2 separate regions of the Mus musculus genome follow, and region 2 is linked to region 1. A link is a contact called in ENCODE Hi-C data. All regions are on one chromosome and are shown on one strand. The core of a region is the stretch at or near the end of the contact, and the rest is flanking DNA. Distances in the headings are between cores, read along the strand shown.

What was found. Hi-C counts contacts between places; a loop is a spot of excess contacts on that map.
Region 2: a loop to region 1 is called in a map of v-Abl transformed pro-B cells, with 3 times the contacts of the local background. The contact joins the promoter of Akna here to the enhancer-like site in region 1. A Hi-C loop is called at or near these places in 1 of 37 maps with a recorded cell type or tissue (v-Abl transformed pro-B cells).

Annotation. Positions count from the first base shown.
Region 1 is chr4:63,202,363-63,207,417 of GRCm38, forward strand. No RefSeq gene overlaps it. Among named protein-coding and RNA genes, the nearest start is that of Col27a1, 11 kb to the right of the region's middle. Within about 2 kb of position 3,334, at least 1 of the 3 ENCODE cell types and tissues checked has a DNase peak (open chromatin) inside an H3K27ac peak, as active enhancers do.
Region 2 is chr4:63,400,221-63,405,618 of GRCm38, forward strand. Akna (AT-hook transcription factor) reads right to left here and starts at 3,225. Exons shown (of 22, transcript NM_001045514.3): 1 at 2,999-3,225. It overlaps Gm52742 (a long non-coding RNA gene), which reads left to right. Exons shown (of 3, transcript XR_003955424.1): 3 at 951-1,906.

The DNA of each region.
Region 1 (5,055 bases), core at 2,084-4,583:
TGCATGCAGGTGTGCAAATGTGTGTTTGTGTGCACACATGTGTATGTATCCACACTGTCTTACGTGGTTCTTTTTTGTTCCCTATTGAGGCAAGGGGGTCAACCTTCCTAGTGACCTGGTCACTGAAGCCTTGAAGGGACTGAAGGCTTGAACTGCTTGGGGTTAAGCCTTCTTTGAGCACAGTAAGGACCCACCCAGGCATCCCAGCAGGAAAGTGAGAAGGCAGAATACGTTGAGAAATTGAGGAGAAAGAGAAAGAGATAGATGCAGATATACCACAGTCTCTCCAATGTGCCATCGCTCCAGCTTCAGCTAAGCTCCCTATATCATATCCAAAATGTGTCACCATGCACAGAGACAGATGAACACAAGCACCTCAGAAGCCACCAGGGAGTCCAGATACAGAAGACCCCAGGATCTTTGCAAAACTAGGGAAGGGGATGTGACATGAGAGTCTCAGTCGTGGCCATGACTGACGTTCCTGCCCGTATGGTGACAAGTTGGTATTCCGGCTTCATGTTCGCTACTTTGACAAAGCACCACACCAAAAGAAACTTCAGGGAGGAAGAGGTTTGTACTTCAGGCAGGAACTGAAGCAGCTAGTGACATCACATCCGCAACCAACAAGAGAGACCAGATGTGCCATGCAGCCAGCTTGCAATGTAAGTTGCCAGCTCTCTCCATCTTTACAGAATTCAGGGGTCAGCCCCTGAAATAAAGTTGGCCATATTCAGGGTGGCTCGTCCTAGGCCAGCTAACAATCCATGTAATCCTACCCAGAGCTTGCTCACGGGCCTGCCTGATCTATCTAACTCCCCATCAAAACTTTCTTCCCTGGTGTCTTTAGGTTGCATCAAATTAACAGTTACAACCACACCAGCAGAGGTGGGTCTTGGTTTATTCAGAGGACACGTGGAAAGCCTTACTTCCTATACAAGTGAATGAGCTGAGTTGTTGTTGTTGTTTTAACCTGTGTGCATGTTGAACCCATGGGTGAGGAGACAGGAGGGCTGGGACAGAAAGCAGCCATCTCCTTCCTACAAGCAGGGTTCTCTCTCCAGCATTGGCTGGGAAAGGAAGCGCCTAGGTGAGGTCCACAGGGCAGGCCCAGGGGCACCTGACTCATTCAGTGTATTGGCTGCTTTTCTTGTTGCTGAGACAATCTATCTGACAAACACAACCTAAAGAAGGAAGGTTTATGGTGGCTCACAGTCTGAGAGCACAGTGCCTTGTGGCTGGGAAGGCGTGGCAGAAGGAGCTTGAGCTGGCTGGTCACACCACATCCACAGCCAGGAACCAGAAAACCATGAACGCTGGCTCCCAGCTTGCTGTTCTGGGTTCTATCCAGCCTGAGACCCCCATCCAATAGAGAATGGCAGGGCTTCCCTTTATAATGACCCTAATGTAGAAACTCCCCCACAGATATGCCAAGAGGCGTCGCGGATCCTGTCAAGCTGACAAGTTTAATCATCACAGCTAAACATGGCCATGTAAGTGCTGGCTCTAGTTTTTTTAGAATGAAAACAATTTAGGAGGGAGTCCAGCGAACAGGCCACCTTCTCTCATGTCTTCAAATCATAGTCCCTAGGGACACACGGTCTTGAAGAAATATGTTTGTTGGTTTTTTTCCCCTCTGCCCCAATGAAAGGGACAGTCATGGAGGAGGGGCAAGGGCATGGGCACCAAGAGCTGAGGCTTCTTGTCCACACTTGGCAAACTAGACTGGGCGGGAAGAATTAAGTGAGGGCCAAATGAGGACACAGCCAGGAAAAGGTCAGAAGGCAAGCTGGAAGCTTGGGGCAGTGGAGCACTGCCCATCACAGACAGAGGAGCAGGGAGCCAGCCCCACGGGGGTCCTCGACACCGAATCCCTGTCAGGTATGAATGTCCCCTTGTGCAAAATCCTCGCCTGCCCCAAAGCGGGCTGTGGGGTTGCAGGACCGTGGAAACCTCTTCCTCCAAGGCAGAGAATCATAGAAGCTCAGAGTCAATGCCAGGTAGGATTCCGGGAGCTTCAGAGCATTGGAGTTCTGGCATCAGAAGGTGTGAGGAGCCTAGCACTCTAGAGCATAGAAGTTTATGGCTTTGGTGATCTAGGAACCATGGCCTCAGAACCTTGCACTTGGGTGACCTTTGTAGGAGCTCAAGTCTGGTCAACTTTCTGCTGCAAGTGTTCCTTTCTAGAAATTTCCGAAAAATAACACAGTCTTCTCTAGACGGACAGCAATCATAACAAGCAAGACTGGTCCCCGTGGGTTGGAGACACAGCTCAGTTGGTAGGTAGGTTGATGCTTGCCTCTCCAACACTACATAAAAACAGGCATGGTGGCAGGTGCCTATACTCTCAACATTTGGTGGACTGAGGCAGGAGGATGGAAGTGTAAAGCCATCCTCATTAGATAGCAAGTTCAAATCCAGCCTTTGCTACAAGTGACTTTGTCTCAAAAAGAACAAAGAACAAAATAAAACTAGAACAATTGGGCTGGAAGGTGGATGGCTAGGTGGCTAAGGTCATTTGTTGCTATTGTAAATGACCTGGGTTTGGTTGCCAATAACTTCATGATGGTTCACAATCATCTGAGACTGTACTTGCAGGTGATCTGATGCCCTGTTCTGACCTCCACAGGCACCGTATACATACATGCAGGCATAAAATAAAATAAAATAAAATAAAATAAATCTCCTTTTTCAAAGACAAACAAACAAGCAGAGATCATAGGAGGGAAGGACAGTGACTTTTAGGATCTAGGCCACAAAGCCAAATCTCTCCTCTGCTGGTGATTGTCAATGAAATCTCTCTACTACTGTTTCTTTCTTTAAAACTGGAAGTGGAGTTGGTCCTCTGTCTGCAATGCTGAATGCAGCTTCCTAGATGCTGTGCTGTCAGGGCCTCCTCCATAGTCCTGATAAGCAGATCCACGTGGTGACCCTTGTGTCTACTGCCCACCTCTGCCTGGCCCTTCCTCTAATCCCCAACATGGTCTCTAGCCTTCCTTCCCATGGCCTTGATCACCAAAAAGCCAGCTGCCTGGCAGAGGCTCTGCCACCAACCCAAGGTCAACAGTGGTTTCTACTGTGGTCCTCCCTCTAGTCCTACCACCTCCTGGGGCTGGTAGCAAGAAGAGTCAGCTTATCATTTAGGGGTGGTTATGGGATGCCCAGGCCAGTTTTAACCCTGGGGTCCCTGGAGGACAGGAGTGACCCAGGGCTTGGAGGATCAAAGTCTTCCTCTGTGCCCCCTTGGTGACCAGGAAGATAAAAATATTTACGATGGCTTTCCTCCCTCTGGGGACAGGCACACACAGAGCAAGGCTGTGTTTCGCTTCCTTGTGATTGCTCTCTCAGGATAGCAGGGCTGAGACAAACACAGGTTGTTTATAGGCCAGCGAAGCCCCAGAGACCCGTGGTGGCAGACAGCTTCCCTTTTTTCTGAAGGACATGAGTCTCTGGAAGGGTGCCCAGAGGAACAAGGGTGGGTTTCTCTCCTCTGTTAGTTTAGTCCTTGGTGGCGCTGAAGGCAATTTTTTTTTCCTGAGAGATGGGGAGAATGTGTTTTGGTGAATAACATGTTTCCCATAATTTGCCTTTTGAACGTGTAAGGAAATTTGCGTATGTGGCTGAAACCTCCTGAACAGAGAACCTTCTGGAAAAGGTCTGCCTTCATTTCCCCACTGGGTCAGGCAGTGAGGAGGACTCAATAAACACTTGTTGACGGAATGAATAGGACATAGAAATAGCCAGCCAGAGTGGGAAGGAAGGCCCCATAGAGGTTCCCTGGGCCAACCTGCTCAGGTTTCAAACAGGGAAACTGAGGCCCAGAGAGGGAGAGAGAGTGCACACAGTTGCTGGCATCACTGTTGACAGAATGGCGACGATGAGGAGGTAGTGATGAAGAAGATGGTATTGGATGTGTGCCAATTTGTCAGGAGCCCTTTCTCTGCCTGGGCTTCCTGTAAAAGTGAGGGGAACGAGGGGGAAGAGGGTCAAAATTCTCCAGGGTAGGGACCATAGAGCAGCGTGCTGGCTGGACAGAGTGCTGCTGTGTGCTCAGTGACTGGGAGCCGTTCCCTGCCACCTCACAGACTTCCTTACAATTAAGTCCACCTCACTCTGAAAAGAGGATCTTCTCTAAGCCGGAGATTATTTCATTTGTTTGTTTGAGATAAGATCTCATGAAGCCCAGGCTGCCTTCACACTCCCTGTGTACCAGAGAATGCCCTTGAACTTCTGATCCTCTGACCTTCACTCTCCAAGGGCTGGGAATACAGTCATGTGCTAATGCATGGCTTCTGCAGCACTGGGGATCAAACACAGGGCTTCATGTGTGCTAGGAAGTCACTCTACCAACTGAATTGTATCACCAGCAGGATCTTATCAACATCATCACCACCGCCACCGATGCCGCCACCACCGCCACCACTGTTATCATCGTCGCTGTCCTCATCTTTGTCGTTGTCATCATCGTTATTTTTCATTGCTACATTGAAAATTTTTTGCCACGTAGCCCAGGCTAGCCTCCAATTTGCAGTAATCCTCCTGCCTTACCCCTCTGGTGTTGCAATCACACTATTCTTAGCTTTTAACCCTAAGTTTACTTATTTTCAGCATGTGTGTGCATGGTCTACATTCTGTGTGTGCACGTGTGTGTGAGGTACAGAGACATGTATACATAGGCACAGAGGACAGAGCAGGACATTGACTACCTCCCTGTGTCACTCTGAGCCTTGTTGACCTGAGATGGCTCTTTCACTTTCTATTCTGGCTGAGATGTTAGTAAGTTCTTGGTTGCAGTTAGTAAGTTCCTATTTGTAGTCACCCGCCCTCAATGCTGTGGTTTACAGGTGCTTGCAGTCATCCCCGACTTTTTATGTGGGTGTTGGGATTTGAACTCAGATCCTCATGCTTACAACGCAAACATTTTTACCCACTGAGCCATCTCTCCAGCTACTAAGTCGAGTTTAACACTGTTGAAGCAGCTTCCAGAACTCAAGGAGGCTTCCGTTTCCCTTTTGTAATTTGAGGCCTACGCTGCCTATGTGCTCAGCTGACCTCAGG
Region 2 (5,398 bases), core at 1,975-4,474, 200 kb after region 1:
GACCTGGCCCAGGGCTCTTGTTTGGTCAGTAACCACACATCCCCAACAGTGATAATCTGCATACTTCTAACTGCATATCCACATATCCAAATACTACATTATTAGGAAAAGAATTTTAAAATGAAGCAAGAGAGGGCTGGTGAGATGGTTCAGCAGCTAAAGGCCCTTGCCGCCAAGCCTGAGGAACTGAGTTCGATCCCTGGGCCCCACATGATAGGAAAGAACTGACTCTCAAATGGGCCACGACATTCTACATATGTACATACGTAACACATGCACAAACACACTACAATGATTAAATGTAATTTTTTTTAAAGGATGAATGGAAAAGTTCTTAAGTTGGGTCTGGAGGGATGGCTCGGCAGGTAAAATGCTGGCCTCACAACCCTAATGACCTGAGTTCGAGTCTCCAGAACTCACATAAAAGCTGCGTGCAAGCATGTGTAACTCCAGCACGCTCCTGCAAGGAGATGGACACCAGACAGGATGTTGTCAGCCAACCTAGCATACACAAGCCGTGAGGGAGGGAGGGGCTGCCTAAAACAAGTTGGCAACTGAGACTCACACTCCAGGTTGTCTTCTGGCCTCTGGTGTGTGCAGTGGCACCCATGTACTGCCCCGATCCCCACAAAATACTGTAAATCTAAGTTCAAGGCCCCTCGTTCCCGTACAGGACCTGCACCCCTACTTCAAATCCATGGTGATGGGGGATCCCGACCTTGTGTGCACTCGGTTGATGTCTGTGGGATCCTGGCTCAGAGGCCCCAGGTCAAGTCTTCAGACTCTTCCTTTAAGCAAGGACCTCAACAGAGCCTCTCCAGCTTCAGCCCAGTGCGGAGGCGAGGGCAGGTAGAGGGGGGTGCAACCACACCTCCTGACATCTCTGCTGAGGCAGGGCTGCAGCATGTGGTTTTCTGACTTTTGAAATGTCATTTTTTTCTTTCCCCTAGCCCACCGCAGAGCAGCCTGCACCATCGCAGAGGCCCCTACGTGCAGAAAGAGGAACGGCCAGTTTGCTGCAATGACTCAGCCACAAAAATCTCACCGTTCTCCGGAGAGCCCACACATCCCTGGCAGCAACAGTCAGTGGTTACAGTTTTGCACCCATTTCTCAAGTGCCTCGACTTGTGAGCTTTACCTGAGAAAGACCTTACTCTTCTGTGCAAGTCACAGCCCTCAGTGTCATGGAGCCTGGAACTGGCCAAGTCAGGTAGTCAATCAACAAACACACATCAGTGTCAAATAGGTACCAACCTCAGGCAGAGATGAAGTTGCAATAGAGCAGCAGGCTGAGCACCAGGCAAGCAGATCCCAGCCAGCCCTGTATGTTCCAGCCACTCGAGGCATGTGGCTGGCTGACTGCTCCTCTCTGTAAAGGGGAATGGTGGTCACCTAGGCCTGTTCCTGCTGCACCCATCCCTCTGTCTGGTGAGCACCCTGACCCTCAGAGACGCACCAAATGAACTTGGAGGTTCTCAGCCCCTAGGATACAGAAACACACATGCTTGCCAAGATCCCACCCTCCGTGGAGGACGCAATCCAGAAAAACCACTGAAGAAGGAAGTTTGGTGACAGCTTTAACAGACCAAGCACATCTAGGGGAGAAAGAGGAAGGGGAATCGGGACAGAGGAACAGCACAGACAAAAACACAGAGGTCTGAAAATACAAGCTGAACTTCAAGGATGGCTCAGGGCCTGGCCCCTGAGTGCCACAGGCAGGCAGGGAAGTCTGGACAGCCGTCAGGGTAGCAGTGGAAGCTGGGGATTCGAATTATGATGTCCTGACCCAGGAGGGCCAGCCCCTCTATAACTAGGTCCTGCTAATGGTTGGGCCATTGAGCTAAAGGTCCCCACCTGCCCCCAGAGAAACTGCACCCCACCCTCCCCAAAAAAACACCAAACACTGCTTTCTCTATGTCCTTGCTTCTTATCACCTAACACCTGTACAGAACTGATCTCCATGTTGTCACACCCTCCAGGGATTCTATTTAGCAACTAGCTAGGCAATGCCCTGTTCCCCACACACTGCTTCATACAGCTCTCTCTCTCTCGAGCGCGCGCGTGCGTGCGTGCATGTGTGTGTGTGTGTGTGTGTGTGTGTGTGTGTGTGTGTGTGTGTGTGCGTGCGTGTGCGTGTGTGTCCAGGATGATCCTCCCCCACTGAAGCTTCAACCTTCAGCAGCCCTGGCATTCAGAATCTCCATGCTACCCAGCTAGAGAGAGCCAGGACATCCCCACCTTAACCTCATCCCGATGAGGAAACAGAGGCACCCACCTAATGAGAACAACCAGGAAGTTTAGAACACTGTGACTATTAAACCAAGGCCAGGAGATGTATAGGAGGCAGGAGGATGGCAGGGGAAAGACCTCCTTACCAAGCTGCTGGACCCTTTTGAAGGGCTGGGCTGTGGGGCTCCAAAGCAAGTTTGGATCCGTGGCAGGGCATAGACCTGTTCACAGGAGTGGCCTTTGGCCTGCGGCAAGTGGAGATACCCATGACGGATGTCCCCGGACTGTCCCTTGGCTCACCCAAAGAGCCTGGGAGGAACTAACAAGGGGCCAGGCTATTACTGACTCTCATCTTGTCCTACTGTAGCTCTAAGCTGGCTTCCTGGCCCCCACTTTGTCCCTGCCCTTATTTGGGTAGGAGGGTGTCATCTCCTGGCCTGTTCCTCACTTCCGAACATCTCGAGACCCTCAGTAACCCAAGCACTAACTGGCCTTGAGATGAGCCCACCCCGGGGGACAGAGAGGGACCAACACGGGTCCAAGTTCACCAAGGGAACCAAATTGGATCTGGAACTGGAAACTAGCATCTTGGGGTCCACTCTTTCGTGGGGGCCGGACTCCCAGAACTGGACAGGAGTGGCAGCAGCTGCGTAGCTGTGATTTCCTGGCTGGGCTGGGCTGCCTGCCAGGGTTGTCCAGAGTCTATGACTGGCCCATCCAGAGGGAAGGCGGCCTTCCCTCTGGCCCTCCTCCTGGCTCAGCTCCTTACCTCACTAGTACTACACCACCATCCTGCCGGCCTGGGCTCAGGGGAGCTGCCCACAAGGTCTTTGTTTCAAACCTGGGGAGCCCCCTGCCTCCACAGCAGCCTGGAACGCCTCCAGACTGCTCTGCCAGCCAGAACGGCCTCAGCTCACAGACAAGCATCCCTCCCCACTTCTCCCCGCCCCTGCAGCTGAGGCCTTGCCTTGCCTCCTCCTCCTTGCAGGAAGCGCCCAGCCTGATTTCCTACAAGTGTTTGTGAAAAGGAGGGGGGGTTACTCTGCGGAGCTGGCGCCAAGAGCTTAACCCTTTGCTGGGCAAGTGTGGGGCTGCATTGATGGGAAGAGAACTTCTGAGGCCTTGAGTTTGAGACCACCTCAGTTGCAACCACAACCGTGCTTGTACGAGCAGGAAGTCCAGAGAAGGCTTGGCTAAAGTCACATTGCATGCCGGTCCCAGGAAGAGGAGCCTGCAGTTCCTCCACTCCCACCCCAAAATTGGTCTCTTCCATCACCGAAGACTTTATCAAAGCCTCTCCCACTGTGTAGGTCTCATTGCCCATCCTCACAGGAGGGAAAGGGGAACCTCAGCCTTGGCGCTTGCTCCTGTCTGTCCAGCTTTAACTTCGTCTACTAACACAAGTCTCATCATCTCAGGGCAGACTTAGGGATTTCTGCCCTTCCACTTACTGTCCATGCCTAGAGATAAGATGAGCCTGCACTGGAATTGTCTAGGTAAGAAGGAAGAACTAGAGGATCAGGTGAACATCTCCTCTTGTAGCTTCTCCCTCAGAGGCCCCAGAGATGAAGGAACAGAATTATCTTCATGGCCAACCTGTGGCTCCTCAGGTCCCTTCACCTCTGTGAGAGGTGTAGCCATCTGAAGAAGCAGGGTGGGACACAGACACATCACACCTGGCCCTTCACTCTATAGTGAAGTGTGTAAGATGTCAGGTGTGCCTGAGGCAGAGTATGAGACAGGCTGGTGACCAACGTCTCCTGCTGCTTTGGTATCTCTGAGGCTGAGGACTCGCAGATCCTAGGGAAACACCCGAGGTTTCAGGTCTCAGATGCTGGACCTGCCCTGGCTGAAGACAGGGGCCTGAGAGTAACAAGCTGAGTGGGGGTGAGGCAGGACTATCAGGAAGGTCTGGGTGGGGAGGCCACAGTCACACAAGCGGCCGGAAGGACAGAGAGGCAGAAGCAAGCCGCAAGCATGACTGATGAGAATGTTCTAGAAAGGCAGCTGCAGAGACCTGAGAGAAGCAGGAGGCCCTTGAAGACAACAGGATATGATGTGAGAGGACTCAGGGGCCGGGGCAGGAGGTACAGAATCTGACCTTCAGGATCCAGGCTGACGGGGCAGGCAGGAGGAGGCAGGAGCCAGGTAGAAGGAAGATGCTGCAGGAGCCCTAAGTCCGCTCCTGGCTCTCTACTCTGCCCCTGCTGACCCAGAGAGTCAGGAAACAGAAGAGACATGAGGTCAACCCTCTGCCATCCAGAAAGCCCTGGGGGGGGAGGGGGGACCTCAAGGGAGCAGCCAGGCTGGGGACCACCCAAGAGTGATGGAGAGAATCTTAGAGTCCATAGGCCAGGGAGTTCAATGCCAGCATGCCAGCCTCACCTCCTGCTGGCACTGTGACCTCAGTGGCTAGAGCCATGGTTTTCCTTTCTGTGGAACAGGGCTAACCAGAGTGGCCACTGCCCTGGAGAGGCTGCTGTCAATTCCATGACAGACGGCCTGCCCAGTGTGCAGTAAGGGACCTTAGGACCTATGTCATCACCATAGTTTCTGCCCCCGGGTCTCCTTAGGTGGGAGAGTCTGGTCTCCTCCAAGGGCTTGTGACTGATGGGTGAATGGAATGAATGAATGCTCTTGAGGGCCAGCTGCCAGGATCTGGCTAAGTCTGAGCTAGCACCAAGCACTTTCAACCGAGTAACCTCTCAACTCCTATCTCCCAGGCCCTGCCTTGTACACACATCTGGGGGCTGGGGCTCCCTTTGCAGTCCCCCGGCGACTATGGAACAGAGCCAAATCTTATCAAGACCCTGTCTACTGCTCTGGCGACCATGTGGCCCATTGTGTGGGTGGCAGGCTCCCCTGACATCCTGTCACTCACCCGCTCACCCTCCCTGATCATTAACCCATCAACACCAGGTGGCTGCCGCAGCTGGCACACCCTCAGCCTTGTTGAAAGACAGCAGCCAGTATTTACTGTCCTTCACCCCGACACTGGGCCTTTTCCTCCCCCAGCCCCCTTATCCTTCCCCTTGCCCACATGGTATTCCTTTCTGGAATACTATCCCTCAAGTTTACCCATCCAAAGCTACAGACAAACTGAGCCTGGGCACAGTAGCTTTCTCCCAGCTCCTGTCCCCAGCCGGGCCCATCCTTTATTTGGGGTCTC